Regions from separate parts of the Mus musculus genome. Here region 1 is linked to region 2. Evidence: chromatin loops called from intact Hi-C (ENCODE). Cell type or tissue: heart. All regions are shown on one strand.

What was found. Hi-C counts contacts between places; a loop is a spot of excess contacts. Peaks named below come from ENCODE experiments on the same cell type or tissue, not always from the same donor. Only the 100,000 strongest peaks of a DNase experiment are listed, where the experiment ranks them.
Region 1: a loop joins it to region 2, with 7 times the contacts of the local background. A loop is called at or near these places in 6 of 42 quality-filtered maps.

Annotation. Positions count from the first base shown.
Region 1 is chr5:32,781,334-32,789,333 of GRCm38, forward strand. It overlaps Pisd (phosphatidylserine decarboxylase), which reads right to left and starts at 4,293. Exons shown (of 8, transcript NM_177298.3): 1 at 4,216-4,293. The coding sequence starts at 4,280. It overlaps Prr14l (proline rich 14-like), which reads right to left. Exons shown (of 11, transcript NM_194340.2): 11 at 7,874-8,000. In heart, a CTCF peak has its summit at 4,502 (motif pointing right); a DNase peak (open chromatin) is centred at 4,358; H3K4me3 peaks cover 1,725 bases; H3K27ac peaks cover 1,497 bases.
Region 2 is chr5:32,710,434-32,718,433 of GRCm38, forward strand. No RefSeq gene overlaps it. Among named protein-coding and RNA genes, the nearest start is that of Gm52771, 19 kb to the right of the region's middle. In heart, a CTCF peak has its summit at 3,943; DNase peaks (open chromatin) are centred at 2,978 and 3,678; H3K4me3 peaks cover 1,608 bases; H3K27ac peaks cover 1,389 bases.

The DNA of each region.
Region 1 (8,000 bases), 71 kb after region 2:
TCTACAGAGTGAGTTCCAGGACAGCCAGGGCTACACAGAGAAACCCTGTCTCAAAGAAACGAAACAAAACAAAAAGAAAAGAGAAAAAGAAAAAAATGCCTCCATAAGATGAGTCTGCAGCCAAGCTTGTAGGGCATTTTCTTAATTAGTGCTTGATGTTGGAGGGCCCAGTTTACTGTGGGTGGAGTCATCGCTGGGCTGTGGTCCTGGGTTCTATAAGTAAGCAGGCTGAGCACAATAAACACTTTTCTCCCCAAGCTGCTTCAGTCAGGTGGTTCACCATAGCAAATAGAAACCATATCGCAACAGGCTGTAATCCATGCGGTGGGTAGGACAGTAAGTACTAAAGACCAGAGAAAGATGGTACAGAGTAGCAAGACCAGAATCAGGCAGAGGGGCTGGTCTTCTATCTTGAAGACTGTTGTGTCTGTCTGTGGCAAGTAGACAAGAGAGTGCCAAGAGTCAAACAAGATTGGTACTGTGGGCAATCATGGTCTGGGGCTGTTTGGAGAGTGACAGATAACAAGAAATGGGCAGATAGGAGGTGCTTTGTTTTGTTTTTCAAGACAAAGTTTCTCTGTGTAGCCCTGGCTGACGTAGAACTCACTCCGTAGCCCATGCTGGCCTCAAACTCACAGATCCGATCCTGCTTCTGCCTCTCCAGTGCTGAGATTAAAGGTGTACACAACCACCACCCACCTAGGAAGTAGAGTGTGCCTTTCTAAAGGGCTGGATATAAATGAGAAAGGATGGACCTAGGTTTGATTCCCAGTATAAAAATGGCAGTTCAAAACACCCATGTCACCACAACTTCGAGGGATTCAATGTCCTCTTCTGGCCTCCATAGAAATCAGACATGGGGTACAGGCAAAATATCATAAACATTAAATAAATGTTTTGGAAAAGAAAAAAAAGATTAAGGCCCAGAGAGAAGAACAGATAAGCTCAGTCAGGTGTTTCTTCTACCAAGGGTGTGCATCTTCACGCATGCGACTAAAGCCAGGTGCAAAGACACACTCTCATAATCAGTTCTTAAAGGACCAGCTTGGGGGACACAGTGAGATCCTTTCACAGAAGTAAAAATAAAATGAGATGAAGCACTTGGCTTTGGCTCAAATCCTGTGCAGCCTCAGGAAAATGTTAAATTCTAAGCCTCAGTTCCTTCAGTTGTAAAATCAGAACTGCCCTCATTAGCAGTAATCCCACCATGTAATACACCTGGTCCAGGGCCTGCCACCTGCCTACATATGGCTACTACAAAAAGTAATGGCACTAAAACCATTTTTAGGGATGGAGAGATAGATAGCTCAGTGGTTGAGAGCACTGGCTACTCTTCCAGAGGACCGGGATACAATTCCCATCACCCATATCCAGCGCACAACTGTCTGTAACTCTAGTTCCAGGGGATCTACAGACATGCATGCAGGTAAAATACCAATGCACATTAAAAAAAATCCTTTAAGATTTACTATTCATGTATATGAGTGTTTTGCCTGCATGTATGTGCATGTACCACTTGCATGGATGGTTCCTGAGAAGCTCAAAACTGGGCATTGGGTTGCTTGGAACTAGAATTACGGATGGTGAATGAGCTGTCATGTGAGTCTGAGAATTGAACCTGGGTCCTCTGCAAGAGCAGCCAACATCCTTATTCTTTTTTGTTTGTTTTTTCAAGATAGGATTTCTCTGTGTAGCCCTGGCTATTCTGGAACTTCCTCCCAGACCAGACTGGCCTGGAACTCAGAGATCCACCTGCCTCTGCTTCCTGAATGCTGGGATTAAAGGCATGCGCCACCACAACCTGGCACAGCCAGTGTTCTCAGCCAGTGGGGCAACTCTGCAACCCAAAACTTTTTCAAAAAAGAAAGAGATATTCAATTACCACACACTGGAATTCTTAGTATATCCTCTTCATTACCAATGTTCACCCTATTTCCAGTTGTAAGATGTCTTTATATTGTGTTTTGTCTACATGTATGTCTGTGTACCTCATGTGTACAGTGCACACAGAGGACCCAAGAAGGCGTCAGATCCCTTGAACTGGAGTTACAGATGGTCATAAGCCACCATACATGTGTGAGAATAATAAGTGCTCTTAACGGCTGAGCAATCTCTTCAGTCCCACATAAAAATCTTTTTTTCCTTCTTCTTCTTAGTTTTATTTCCACAAAAGGTCACAAACAGCCAAGGAGGGCAATACATTTTGCCCAGAAACAAGTATTTGTACATCTTTAATTTTTACAGAAAATTGCCAGGATCAAGAGTGTGTGTGTGTGTGTTGTGTGTGTGTGTATCTGTACAGCAAGTGTCTGCAGTGCCTATGGAGGTCAGAAGGTTTCAGATTTCCTGGAGATGGAGTTACAGATGGTTGTGAGCTGCCATGAAGGCTATGACTGTACCTCCAATTCCCCTGAAGAGCAGCAAATGCTCTTAACCACTGAGCAACCTCGCTAGCCCTGTAACACATTTTTAATATCACCATGGGTCCTAACATTTTACCTATAGTCCTTACTTCTCTCTCCTTCTTTCAAAAGCTAGGAGAGTTCTAAAGCTGAACTGGTAGGTCTCTTGAAAAGCTTTATCCAACACTGTACTTGATATTAAAATATTACCCTTGTCTATTAAACTGTAAGTTCCTTAAGTATAAGGCTAATTGCAAATTAATTAATCAGTAAATTAAATAATGAATGTGGGTAGTGTTTATGCATGTGAATGGGGAGGTCAGAGGACAACTTTGGGGGCCATTCCCCATGAACCATACAAAAACTTGTTAGGTTTGTTATGTTTTATGGTTTTTTCTTTATTGTTGTTTTGCTTTGATATGGGGTCTGAGTATATATTTCTGGCTGGCTGGCAGTCACTATGTAGACCAGGCTGGTCTTGAATCCAGAGAGATTCACCTGCTTCTGCCTCCTGAGTGCTGAGATTAAAGGCGTGCATCTTGTTCTTTGATACAGGGTCCATCACTAGCCTAAAGGTCACCAATTAAGCTAGAATGTTTTCTTCTGGCCTCCATGGGTACCAGGGCACACACAGACATACATGCTGGCAAAATATTTACACACACACACACATTTTAAAAATTGAGCAATGTTGGTGGTGTAGAGATGGTTCAGCAGTTAAGAGAACCAGAGTTGAGCCAGGTGTGGTAAAGCCTTCAATCCCAGCACTTGGGAGGCAGAGGCAGGCAGATTTCTGAGTTCGAGGCCAGCCTGGTCTACAGAATGAGTTCCAGGACAGCCAGGGGTACACAGAGAAACTCTGTCTCAAAAAACCAAAAAAAAAAAAAAAAAAAAAAAAAAAGTACCAGAGTTTGGTTCCCAGCATACATGTCAGATGGCTCTCAACCACCTGTAATTCCTCCAATTCCAGGAGACTCTTGATGGTCCTATGGACACCTGCAACCACCCATATGCATACACACACACGGTGTAAAAAGGTAGAAGTAGTCTTTGCCAAAAAGAAATAAGTATGTAGGCTATTAAGTAACTCAGCCAAGTTGAGAACTGTTTCTTCTCTCTCATTTGGGTTAAGAACTCTCTCCTCTTCTCCCCTCCTACCCTTCAAAAAAGAATAAACAGCTGAAACATGCCAGTAATCTCGGCTTTTTGGAAGCACTTGGGAGGCTGAGGCAGGGGGATAGCTGTGATTTCGAGGCCAGCCTGGGTTACCTAATGAAACTGTCTGGAGCAGACAAAAAGCCAAATGAACAGTCACAATAGATGCCTCATGTCGCTCTCCCACTTCTAGCTGCCTAGGAACTTAAGTAACCCAGACGTTTGGGGTCAGCAGGATAAGGACCACAATTCCACCACAGACTTTTCAGATAAAGAAACCTAATTCTTTCGCCTCAAAGCTTTAGAACCCCAAGTGAAGGTCGCTTTGCCGTGCCGTGCTCTTCCAGGTTACACCAGCCTGGTAGGAAGGCAAACACCCGTGAAAAGGAGATCGACTCTGCTTCCACTCTAGAGACCAGCGGGCAGCAGAATATGGTGGGTTTGGTTGTCCCTGTGCACTTTCACCCAGCCTTTAGGCCACACCCATTTCACGGTCCACGCGGTGGCTTGTAGCACCTGTTCTGAAGCCGAAAGGTGGCTCCGTGTCCTTCCTGTCAGACCTACTCGCGGCGAGCCGGCGACGAGAACTGGCTTCGCTCTCAGAGCCTGGCTTGGTCTGTGCTGATCCCTACCCCAGCAGCCTCCCGCCCGGCCATACCTGCTCCGCCACAGCACACCTCCACGAAGCGAGCGCACACACGCGCGGCCCCCAGACGCCGCCATCTCGCCTCCTCCTGAGCGGACACGCCCCCTTCCGCCTTCGGACGCACGCCCTTGTCGTCACCGGGCCAATCAGGAACGTGAAAGGCTGGGCCCGGAAGCTTCTGCGTACGGCTCCGCCTCTGCCGGGCCCACCCCCGCGGAGTGTGTGGGCAGGCGCGCCGGGGCGATGGGACAGCCGCTCCTGTGCCCGAAAAATCTGAGCCACCTTGTGCTCAGTCACGATGTGTGCATGGCACAAGGATGCTGGCGCCCTCGGCGGCCAGAAGAAGGCGTTGGATCCCTTGGAACGGGGTGTCTATTCTTATCTCATTGATGGGGCTCCAGAGGCGAGGGGTTTATGTAAGAAATATGGAAAGCTGTTAAACTAGGCTCCCGGTGATGGTGCTTTCTCCTGTACTTTCCAGTTATGAGGGGAAAACGAATTTTTCAGTGGTACATAACAGTTTTGTTTTTGTTTTTGTTTTTTTTCCTAAGCGCTGGAGACCCGCAGCCAGCCCTTGGATATTATTACCATTTTAAAGGTCTGCGAGGATAAGCAACTTTCTCAAGGGCACATTAACCCCACAAAGGGCTCGCAAATTGTATAATAATAGAAAATCCAGTATTTCTACATCATTGGTGTCAAAACCCATGATCTGAACACCCCGCCCCCCTTTTAAGGCCCTAGAAAAATGGTTGAACCTGAATGCAAAAACTGAAGGAAGGCAGCCCTGATTTTTCTTCTAGTAAACACCAAACGGATAAGCTAATTAGTGCTTTAGATTAATTCTGGATAGTTACTTAAATTCACTTACAGCAAAACCAGCCACTAAAGAGAACCTAAACCGGGCTTGGTGGCACACCCCTCTAATCCCAGCACTCAGGAGGCAGAGGCAGGAGGATTTCTGAGTTCCAGGCCACCCTGGTCTACAAAGTGAGTTCCAGGACAGCCAGGGCTACACAGAGAAACCATGTCTCGAAAAACCAAAAAAAAAAAAAAAAAAAAAAAAAAAAAAAAAAAAGAGAGAGAGAGAGAGAACCTAAGAAGTCACAAGTTTGGTAATTCAAGGCAAACACCTCCCTTTGTCATACTTTTCCAGAGCCTGGAAAAGAAACACACACAACATAATTTTGGTATGGAATTGAGTGTTGTAATTCAAATGATTGAGGTGAGTTATTTCAAAATAACACTGGAATCCCAGTATTTTGGAGTGTCCTGAATTCCAGGCCAGCCTGGGCTACCTAGACCCTGTTTTAACAAAACAAAACAAAACAAAACAAAAACCCTAGTTTTATATAACACTATTTTTTTTCAATTCTTTAGAAAACATGTTATAAATATACTGTATATACCTTTTTTAAAAGGAGCAAAACTAAAAACACATAATAAAAAGAGGTGGTGAAATGGCTCAGTGGTTAAGAGCACTAGTTGCTTTAAAGGACCCGGTTCGATTCCCAGCACCCAGATGGTGTATCACAAGTATCTATATCTCCAGTTCCAGGAGATACCATGCTCTTCTGGCCTCTGAGGGCACCAGGCATGCAAGTTGCAAGCAGGCACACGTGCAGTTAAAACACTCATGTGTGCAGGTTCTGGTTGTGGCCAGAAGGCATTGAATATCTTGTAATTGAAGTTATAGAGAGTTTGAGTTACCTAGTGTGGGTACTGGAAACAAGGTCTTCTAAAAGAGTAGCCAGTGCTCTTAACTACTGAGCCATCTCTAAGCCCTGAGAAATTTGATATATTGGATTTGACAATGACTTCTTGGCTGTAACACCAAAAGCACAGAGAACAACAAAAGATAACTGAACTTCAAGGTTGGAAAGTTACCTCCTTTTTGCATCTACTAAGCATATTATTTTACTATTATTTCTATTACTTGTTAGTGTGACCACATTACATTTTAATTATTCATTTAATGTGTATGTTTTGCCTGTTTATATGTATATGCACAACATACATGTATGGTTAGATCTGGAACTAGAGTTGAATACCATCCTGTGGGTACTAGAAACTCGAGCCTTCTGTAAGAGCACCCAACATATGTTCTTAACCATTGAACCAGCTCTCTAGCCCCAAATTAGAATTTTATTTTTTTGTGATTTTAAATTATGGATCTGTGTGTAGATATGCCACATTTGTAGGTGTCCTCTTAGACTAGAGGTGTCGCATGCCCCCCAGAGCTGCTGGAAACCAAACTCAGGACCTCTGGGAGAACAGTGCATGCTCTTTTTTTCTTTCTTCCTTTTTTTTTTTTTTTTTTTTTTTTTTGAGACAGGGTTTCTCTGTATAGCCCTGGCTGTCCTGGAACTCACTTTGTAGACCAGGCTGGCCTCGAACTCAGAAATCCGCCTGCTTCTGCCTCCCGAGTGCTGGGATTAAAGGTGGTGCTTATCCCTGGACTGGTGGTCCTGGATTCTGTAAGAAAGCAGGTTGAATCACTTCTCGGCCTTTTGGCTAAGATCAAGTGAAGAGAGCAGGCTGAGCAAGCCATGGGGAGCAAGCCAATAAGCAGCACCCCTCCGTGGCCTGGACTTCAGCTCCTGCCTCCAGGTTCCCGTCCTGACTTCCCCTCATTGACTGTGACTCAGGATAAAGCCAAATAAGCCCTTTCCTCCCCAAATTTTTGGTCATGGTGTTTCACCACACATCAGACATCCTAAGACAGTGTGTTTTCAGTGATTAGTACAGGGAAACCCTGTACTATAAGCTCTGCTCCTGGAGCTGCACAGAGCCAGACAGTGTGTTATCAGAACCTGAGCGGCCACTACACAGGCCCTTCAAGAAATGGCAAGGATAAGCCGGGCATGGTGGCGCATGCCTTTAATCCCAGCACTCGGGAGGCAGAGGCAGGCGGATTTCTGAGTTCGAGGCCAGCCTGGTCTACAAAGTGAGTTCCAGGACAGCCAGGGCTACACAGAGAAACCCTGTCTCGAAAAACCAAAAAAAAAAAAAAAAAAAAAAGAAATGGCAAGGATTGAGAGAGGAGAGATTAAACAGCTTTCCAATATTAAGGAGGCTTTTGAGATGGACATGGGCAGGTCTGTGCTCCACTTACACATAGGAAAACCACTCATTCATTCGTGAAGCCTTTCTGAGGCACCATCACCTAGTCACACTCTGGGACACAGTCTGAGAAATGTGTCCTTAGGTGTTTAGGTGCTTTCTTGTGTGAATGTCAAACTGTGACTGCCAGTAGTGCATTTACACAACCCTAGATGGTATGGGTCTGCCATTCAATGAGGTTGTGTTCAGAGGGAGGGGGCTGGAGCCAGAGCTGGACCCTGAGACACTGGACACCCGAGGCACCAGCTTTACCACCCGACTAGGTTCCTGGCCCCTGTGGCCACTTGATGCTCTGAACATGCCATGCTGAGGTTGCTACCTGTTAGTAAGTTTTCTGACTTTTTACTAAGATTATATTCTAGTTCGGCATTGTAGCACACACCAATAATTCCAGTACTCAGGAGGCAGATTCTCAAGCAGATCTTTGTGAGTTTGAAGCCAGCCTGGTCTGCATAGTGAGTTCCAGATCAGCCACATGGTGAGAATACATGGTGAGACTCTTTCTCAATAATAAATAGATAGACAAATAAAAAGAATGGACTCTAATACAATAAAAACTTACATAGATCAGTAAGCCATTTATTAGCACTATCAAGTATGTACTGTACACAATTGTGCTACATTTTTACAAGACTGGCAATGCACTGGCTTGTTTGCACCAAGACCTGAGTAAA
Region 2 (8,000 bases):
ATTCAAAAGATAAGAGGGGAGCTGATTGGATGGCTCAGCAGTTAAAGGTACCAGCTGTCCAGTTCAAGAACCTGAGTTCAGTCTTCAGGATCATTATTGTAGAAGGAAAGAACTGACCACCACAGTTGTCCTCTAACTTCCACTCATGTGTGTGCATACACATATACATGAGAGGAGACACACACTGTGTAAATAAAATAAGGAGCTAGGGAGATGGTTCTGTGATTAAGAGCATTTTCTGCTCTTGCAGAGGATCCAGGTTCTGTTCTAATCCTCATAACCAGCTGTAATTCCAGTACCATTGATCAGATGCCGTCTTTTGGTTTCTGCTGGCACCAGACGCACATTATGGCAAAACACTCATATGCTTAAAATAAAATAAAGCACTCGGGCTGGAGAGATGGCTCAGAGGTTAAGAGCACTGGCTGCTCTTCCAGAGGTCCTGAGTTTAATTCCCAGCAACAACATGGTGGCTCACAACCATCTCTAATGGGATCTGATGCCCTCTTCTGGTGTGTCTGAAGACAGCTACAGTGTACTCACACACATAAAATAAATCTTAAAAAAAATAATAAAGCACTCAGTGGATCCAACTGAAAGGTTGGCAAAAATATGGTCTCTTGCTCTGATGAGATTTAATTAGCTCTGTAGAAAAGCTAAAACTAAAACTGATCAGACCCCATAGCTTTTAAAAAGAGAGTTTACCTATCACAAGACTAGCATAAGTTATTAAAATGTCCATGTTCCTTTTTTATTAGATATTTTCTTTATTTTTATTTTTTTATTCTTTGGTTTTTGAGACAGAGTTTCTCTGTATAGCCCTGGCTGTCCTGGAACTCACTCTGTAGACCAGGCTGGCCTTGAACTCAGAAATCCCCCTGCCTCTGCCTCCCAAGTGCTGGGATTAAAGGCATGCGCCACCACGCCCAGCTGATATTTTCTTTATTTACATTTCAAATGTTATCCCCTTTCCTAGTTTCCCCTCCGAAAACCCCCTATCCCTTCCTCCTTCCCCTGCTCCCCAACCCACCCACTCCCATTCCCAGTCCTGGAATTCCCCTATACTTGGGCATAGAACCTTCACGGGACCTAGGGCCTTTCCTCCCACTGATGACTGCCACACACTCTGGCTGAGGCCTGGAAGCCACTCACGAGGCAGAAAGTTTCACGGAAACTCACTCCTGGAATCTGGCATTCTCTCTAACCTATACATTAATATTCCATTCCCGAGTCAGTCTAGTGTATGGATCCACATGCTCTCTTTTAGAATTATCCTATTATAAATGCCTTTTAAGATTTAATTCTGACATAGCCAAAGCCTTCGCCAGTGTTCCAATATCCTAGAAAGTCCTTGAGCAGACCAAGGGCTTGGAATCCAGGAAGAATGTTGCCTATTCAGTGACATTCAGAATAGCCTCTGGTATCACTTTGAATAAAAGCTAGGTCACTGCCCTACATAGGAATTTACCATCATCTAGGAAGAAATTTCAGACCTAAGGAGAAACCAGAGTAGATACTTAGAACTATAGATAGCTGAGTTACACCCATACACATGTATTTACAATGGCCTAAGGGAAAGGTGGACTATACAATAGACTAAAATAGGAACTATGGAAAGGGCACGAAGCCCTTGACCCTAGCTTCTAAGATTAAGTGAATCTTAGGTGGAGCTCCTTTTGATCCCAGTTGTTAACAATGAATTCTATCCCAGGTGGTTCCTGTTAGACCTTCTGTGTTTGTATTCCTCTGTTTTATGTAAGAATCCAGTAACCTCTTTGTACCTTGCGAGTGTGTCACCCAACTTCCTTATTGTCTTCTGTATAAAAAGTTTGATGCTCGATTTGACACATTACATTCAGATTCTACAGAACCTCTCCTGTGTGCATCTATCTGTCAATTCATGCACCCTTTACCCACCTGCAACTAGAGACCCATTCCACGCAGACAAAGGGATCCAGAGGGTCTGCGGCAGATGACTGCCTAGACCATCCTGTGCTACATATACTGCTAGAACCACAAGTTCCACCATGTGTTTTCATTGATTGGTGGTTTAGATCCAAGGAGCTCTGGGGGTACTGGTTAATTCATATTGATGTTCCTCCTATGGGGCTGCAAACCCCTTCAGCTCCTTGGATACTTTCTCTAGCTCCTTCTTGGTTGGAACAAAAGACATCAGGATGGGGGTGAATATTATAGCTTAGTGGTAAAGTGCTTACCTAACATGGACACATCCCTGAGTCAGCACATCTCATAATCCAGCCCAGGGCACTTGTAGACATCACAGCAGTTCTGTGAGCAATTCACATCTCTTCCCTCACATATGGCTCAGATCTGAAGCCAGATTTCTAATCCCAATGTCTGCACTTTGGATCCTTTTTTGAGAACTCTGGAGTAGACACTAGCAAAAGAAATGCCAGAAGAGTCTTCCTAAGCAGTAGGTTGCACTAAATTAAGGCATCTTCTCTCTGGAACCATGGCTCTACAGAGAAGTGAGAAGTCTGTCCTTGCAGATGATGGGTGTCAGTGAACGTTGGGATGTGCCTAAGGCAGTGGAGTGGATATCAAAACTAGCTAAATTCAAGCCATTGTGGTTCACAGGCCATGCAACTATTTCTGAGGTAATAAAGCTGCTGCTTCTGCTATCTCAGTCATTTACTATTTATTTGATGTTCTTGAGAGGTCAGAACAATTCCTAAAATTCTCAAAAATTCTCATGGCACAAGTCCCTCATACAAATAAAAGCTGATGTTTGCATGAGTATCTGAGTGTCACACTGAGTATCACACACACAGCACAAATGAACCCATGTGCAGCAGCATCACATAAAGAGCCACACCTGTACCCATGTGCTACAGCAACACATACCAGGCACACCTGAACACATGTACAGCATCATCTAACACCTGGATCACATGTAAAGTGGCATCACACACCAGGCAAACTCCAGGACACATGAACAGCAGCATCACACACCAGGCCCACATGTCCACATGTGCAGCAGCATCACATACCAGGCCCACATGTCCACATGTGCAGCAGCATCACATACCAGGCCCACATGTCCACATGTGCAGCAGAATCACACTCCCGGCACACATGTAAAGTGGCAACACACACTAGGCATACATTTACAGGTTAATAACACACCAGGCACACATGTACACAAGTACAGCAGCATCACACAACAGGCACACATGTAAACATGTGCAACAGCATGACACATCAGGCACACATATTTACATGTGCAGCAGCATCACATACGAGGGACCCATGTTCACATGTACATTGGCATCACACAACAGGCACACATGTACACATGTACACATGTACAGCTGCAGCACACGTCAACAGGCGAGGAGTGGTGACGGGTCGCCCAAGGCTCTTCGGTCAGGACCTGACCCGGTGACGTCACTGGAGTCGCCGGGGGTAACGGTAGTCGCTGCGGGGAAACCGGAGATCAGGTCGCGCTGCTCAGAGGTGGCGACGCGGAGAGGACCAGGAAAACTGGGTTCGGCAAGGAGAGGAACTACGCATGCGGCATGCCCTGTTTGTTTCCGGGCAGCGAACTCAAAACCGGAAATCCTCGTCGTCGCTGACGCTCCGAGTTCTTCCCTAGAAGAACTCACTTCCTGTTGGGAACGGAGGAACTTCCTGTCTGGCGCAGGAAGTTAGTGTTTAAGCATGCTGGGAGTTGTAGTCATTTCCTGCCTCGGGTGTTACTTCCTGTTTGCTACAGGAAGTGACATCACAAAAGCACCGAGGCAAGGTGGGAGTTGTAGGTCCCACCTGTGTAGCTCCAGATACAATCTCCCGGTAACCTACTGTTTTAAAACGCGACCCCGTCACCGGGTCGAAGCCGCTCGACTGCCCGCCCTTCCCTCAGGCTGGCCGGTTGACCGCAGGCAAATCCATATCCTTTGACACCGACCGGAGCGGAGCGTTGGAGTGACAACTTGTCGCCACCGGGTGGCGCGCGAGAGAAACCGTCTCGGGGTTCAACCCAGAGACACCCAGTCTCAGAAAAAAAAAAAATTCAATAAAGAAATAATTCTGAATAAATAAATAAATAAATAAATAAATCTAAACCTTTAAAAATTTAAAAATAAAAAATAGGAGGAGTTGAAGATTTAGCTCAGTGGTAGAGTGCTTGCCTAGCAAGTGCAAGGCCCTGGGTTCGGTCCTCAGCTCTGGGGGGGGGGGGGGGAGACAAAAAAATAGGAAAAAATACCAGCTGAGTCTCGAAAAAAAAAACCAAGACTAAATTAATTAAAGAAATGACTAATGGCTGGGCGTGGTGGCGCACGCCTTTAATCCCAGCGCTCGGGAGGCAGAGGCAGGTGGATTTCTGAGTTCGAGGCCAGCCTGGTCTACAGAGTGAGTTCCAGGACAGCCAGGGCAATACAGAGAAACCCTGTCTCGAAAAAAAGCAAAAAGAAAGAAAGAAAGAAGAAAGAAAGAAAGAAAGAAAGAAAGAAAGAAAGAAAGAAAGAAAGAAAGAAAGAAAGAAAGAAAGAAAAAAGAGAGAGAGAGAGAAAGAGAAAGAAAGAAAGAAAGGAAAGAAAGAAAGGAAAGAAAGAAAGAAAGAGAAAGAAAGAAAGAAAGGAAAGAAAGAAAGGAAAGAAAGAAAGGAAAGAAAGAAAGGAAAGAAAGGAAAGAAAGGAAGAAAGGAAAGAAAGAAAGAAAGGAAAGAAAGGAAAGAAAGAAAGGAAAGAAAGGAAGAAAGAAAGGAAAGAAAGGAAGAAAGGAAGAAAGAAAGAAAGGAAGAAAGAAAGAAAGAAAGGAAAGAAAGAAAGAGAAAGGAAGAAAGAGAAAGGAAGGAAAGAAAGGAAGAAAGGAAAGAAAGAAAGAAAGGAAAGAAAGGAAAGAAAGGAAGAAAGAAAGAAAGGAAAGAAAGGAAGAAAGAAAGAAAGAAAGGAAAGAAAGAGAAAGAAAGAAAGAGAAAGGAAGAAAGAGAAAGGACGAAAGAAAGAAAGAAAGAAAGAAAGAAAGAAAGAAAGAAAGAAAGAAAGAAAGAAAGAAAAGAAATGACTAGATAAATGAATTTTAAAAATTTAAACATTTGAAGATCTCCGAGTTCAAGGTCATGGGATTAGAGGTGTGGTGGCGCCACATGGTTATATGGCGCATGTGGTTATGGTTGGGGTTAGTTTTAGGATTAGAGGGTGGTTTGAGTTTAGGGGTTAGTGGTTAGGGTTACAGTTTTATGGTTAGTGTTTGGGTTAGGGTTAGGCTTATAGGGTTAAGATTAGAGGGTTAGAGTTAAGGGTTAGGGTTGCTAGGCTTGGGATTAGGGCTAGAGAGGCTAGAGTGAGGGTGAATGTGAGGGTTAGGGTTCAGCGTTTGGGTTCAAGGTTAGTGTTCACTTCTAGGGTTAGGGTTAGGGTTAAATTTAGGATGTTAGGGATAGGTTTGTTAGGGTTATGGGGGTTAAGGTTAGGGTGAGTGTGAATGTGAAGGTGACAGTTCAGGGTTAGGATTCAGGGCTAGGGTTTCATTTCAGGGTTAGGGTTAGGGTTAGTCTGTGAATTAGGTTTAGGAGTTAGGGGGTAGGGGTTAATGGTTAGGGTTAGGGGTTCCATTTAGGGGTTAGGGCTAGTGTTAGAGTTGTTAAGGTTAGGGTTGTTAGATTTAAAGTCAGAGTGGTTAGAGTTTGGATGAGGGTGTTGGTGAAGGTGAAGGTTCAGGGTTAGGATTCAGGGTTAGGTTTTGGTTTCAGGGTTAGAGCTATGGGTTAGTTTTAGGGGTTAGTGTTTGGGTTTGCCTTATTTTAGGGGTTAGGTGATACGGGTTAGGGGTTAGGGTTAAGGTTATGGTTATGTGTAGGGTGGTTAGGGTTTTATGTTTAGGGTTACGATTAGGGTTCAGGGTTCCTGGTTTGGGTTCCGTTTATGGGGAGCTATGGTTTTGGGAGTTAAGGAATAAGGCTTATGGGTTATATAGGGCATAGGATATGAAACTAGCTTTAGGGGGGGTTATTTGGGGGGTTTGGATTAGAGTTAGAGGGTTATGGTTATGGGTTAGGATTAGTTTTTAGGGATTAGGGTTAGGGTTAGGGACAGTGTTAGGGTTGTTAAGGTTAGGGTCATGGTTAATGGGGTTATGGTGAGGATGAATGTCAGGCTGAGGGTTCAGGGTTAGGGTTATGTGTTAGTGGTTAGTGTTTTGTTTAGGGTGTTAGGTTTCATAGATTAGGGTTAGTCTGTTAGGTTTAGGAATATAGCGTCAAGGTTAGGGGTTTTGGGATAGGTTTAGTGGTTAGGGTTAGGGCTAGAGGGTCAGGGTTAGGTGTGAGGTGTTAGGGTTAGGTTTAGGGGGTCAGGAGTTTGGGGTTAGTTTATGGGTTAATGGTTAGGGGTTATGGTTAGGGGGTTGGTGTCAGGTGGTTAGGGTTAGGGTGTTAGGGTTAAGAAGTTAGGGGGCTAGGGTTTGGGTAAGTGTTAGAGGGTTAGCGTTTTAGGCTTAAGAGTTTGGGGTTAGGATTAGGGTTTGGGAGTTAGGGTTAGAGTATTAGGGTCAGGGTGTTAGGGTTAAGGAGTTAGGGGGTAGGGTTTGGGTTAGTGTTTGGTGGTTAGTGTTAGAGGATTAGTGTTTTAGGCTTAAGAGTTTAGGGGGTTAGGATTAGGGTTTGGGGGTTAGGGTTTGGTTAGGGTTAGGGTTAGGGTTTTATGGTTAGGGTTTAGTGTTGCATTCTGGTTTGGGTTCAGTTTCTGGAGTTTGAGGGTTTGGGTTCTTAAGGCGTTAGGCTGTAATGATTAATGGTTATGTTAAGGGGGTTAAATTCGGGGATCTAGCGTTAGGGGTTAGGGTGCTAGGGCGTTAGGGTTAAGGGGTTAGGGTGTTAGGGTTAGGGCTTGGTTGTTATGGTTAAGTGGTTAGTGGGTTAGTGTTAGGGTTTATGGGTTAGTGTTATAGTGTTAGGGTTATGGGTTACGTTAGGGTTACTTGTTAGGGTTAGCAGTTAAGGTTAGGGTTGGAGTTAGGGTTAGGATTAGAGTTCTGTTTAGGGTTAGGTTTTAGTGGTTAGGGTTAGGAATTAGGTTTAGGGTTAGGGACTAGGGTTCAGGTTAGTGTTAGATTTAGGGTTTCAGGGTTAGTGTTAGGGGGTTAGTATTGAGGAGTTAGGGGTAGGGGCAGGGTGTTAGGGGTTAGGGTTTGGGTTATCTCTTCACAGCCGTGGGATAGAGTGGGAGTTTGGAGCTAGGTGCAGACTCTGCCTAAGCTGTCTGTCTCTCAGGCCGCCCTTCATAGCTCCCCTCTGGCACTCCGCTGCTAGTCACTCCTAAGTGTTCTGAGTGTGTCTGCCCCTTGCTGTCCCTGTAGCTCTGTAGCTCATGGCCTTGTCAGCATAGGGGCTCCCTCTGCCCTTGCCACTGCCTGTGTGATCAATCAGAACATTAGCATACAGTTGTGTGCTGAGTTTTCAGTTAGCCTGTAGCTGCTGTTTCATTTGTTTGTTTGATTGATTGTTTCTGAAACAGGGTTTTTCTGAGTAGCCCTGGCTGTCCTCCAACTCGACCTGTAGATCAGTCCACCTGCTTCTGCCTCTCCACTGCTGGGATTAAAGGCATGCACCAACACTGCCCAGCTTCTGCAGTGATGTTTAAAGTTCCCACTTTTGGTGATTTGAATATAGTGGAGACCATTCCCCAAGGGCTTGCCCTGGCCACTCCTCTGTAAAAGCCTTTTGCTAAAAATACCTTAAATATCACCTGTCCACGTAGCTATCTCAGGAGCACACTTCTTCCTGTTTTAGGGAAACAAAAGGTTATTCATTGTGAGTTTCTTTTTAAAGTTAATGTAGCCTGGCATGGTGGTGTACACTTTTAGTCCCAGCGCTTGAGAGGCAGAGGCAGGCAGATCTCTGAGTTCGAGGCCAGCTGGTCTACAGAATGATTTCTGGACAGCCAGGGCTACACAGAGAAACCCTATCTTAAAAAACAAAAACAGACAAAAAGTATAATGGCCACCGGTGGTGTCTGCTTGTAATCCCAGTGCTTCAG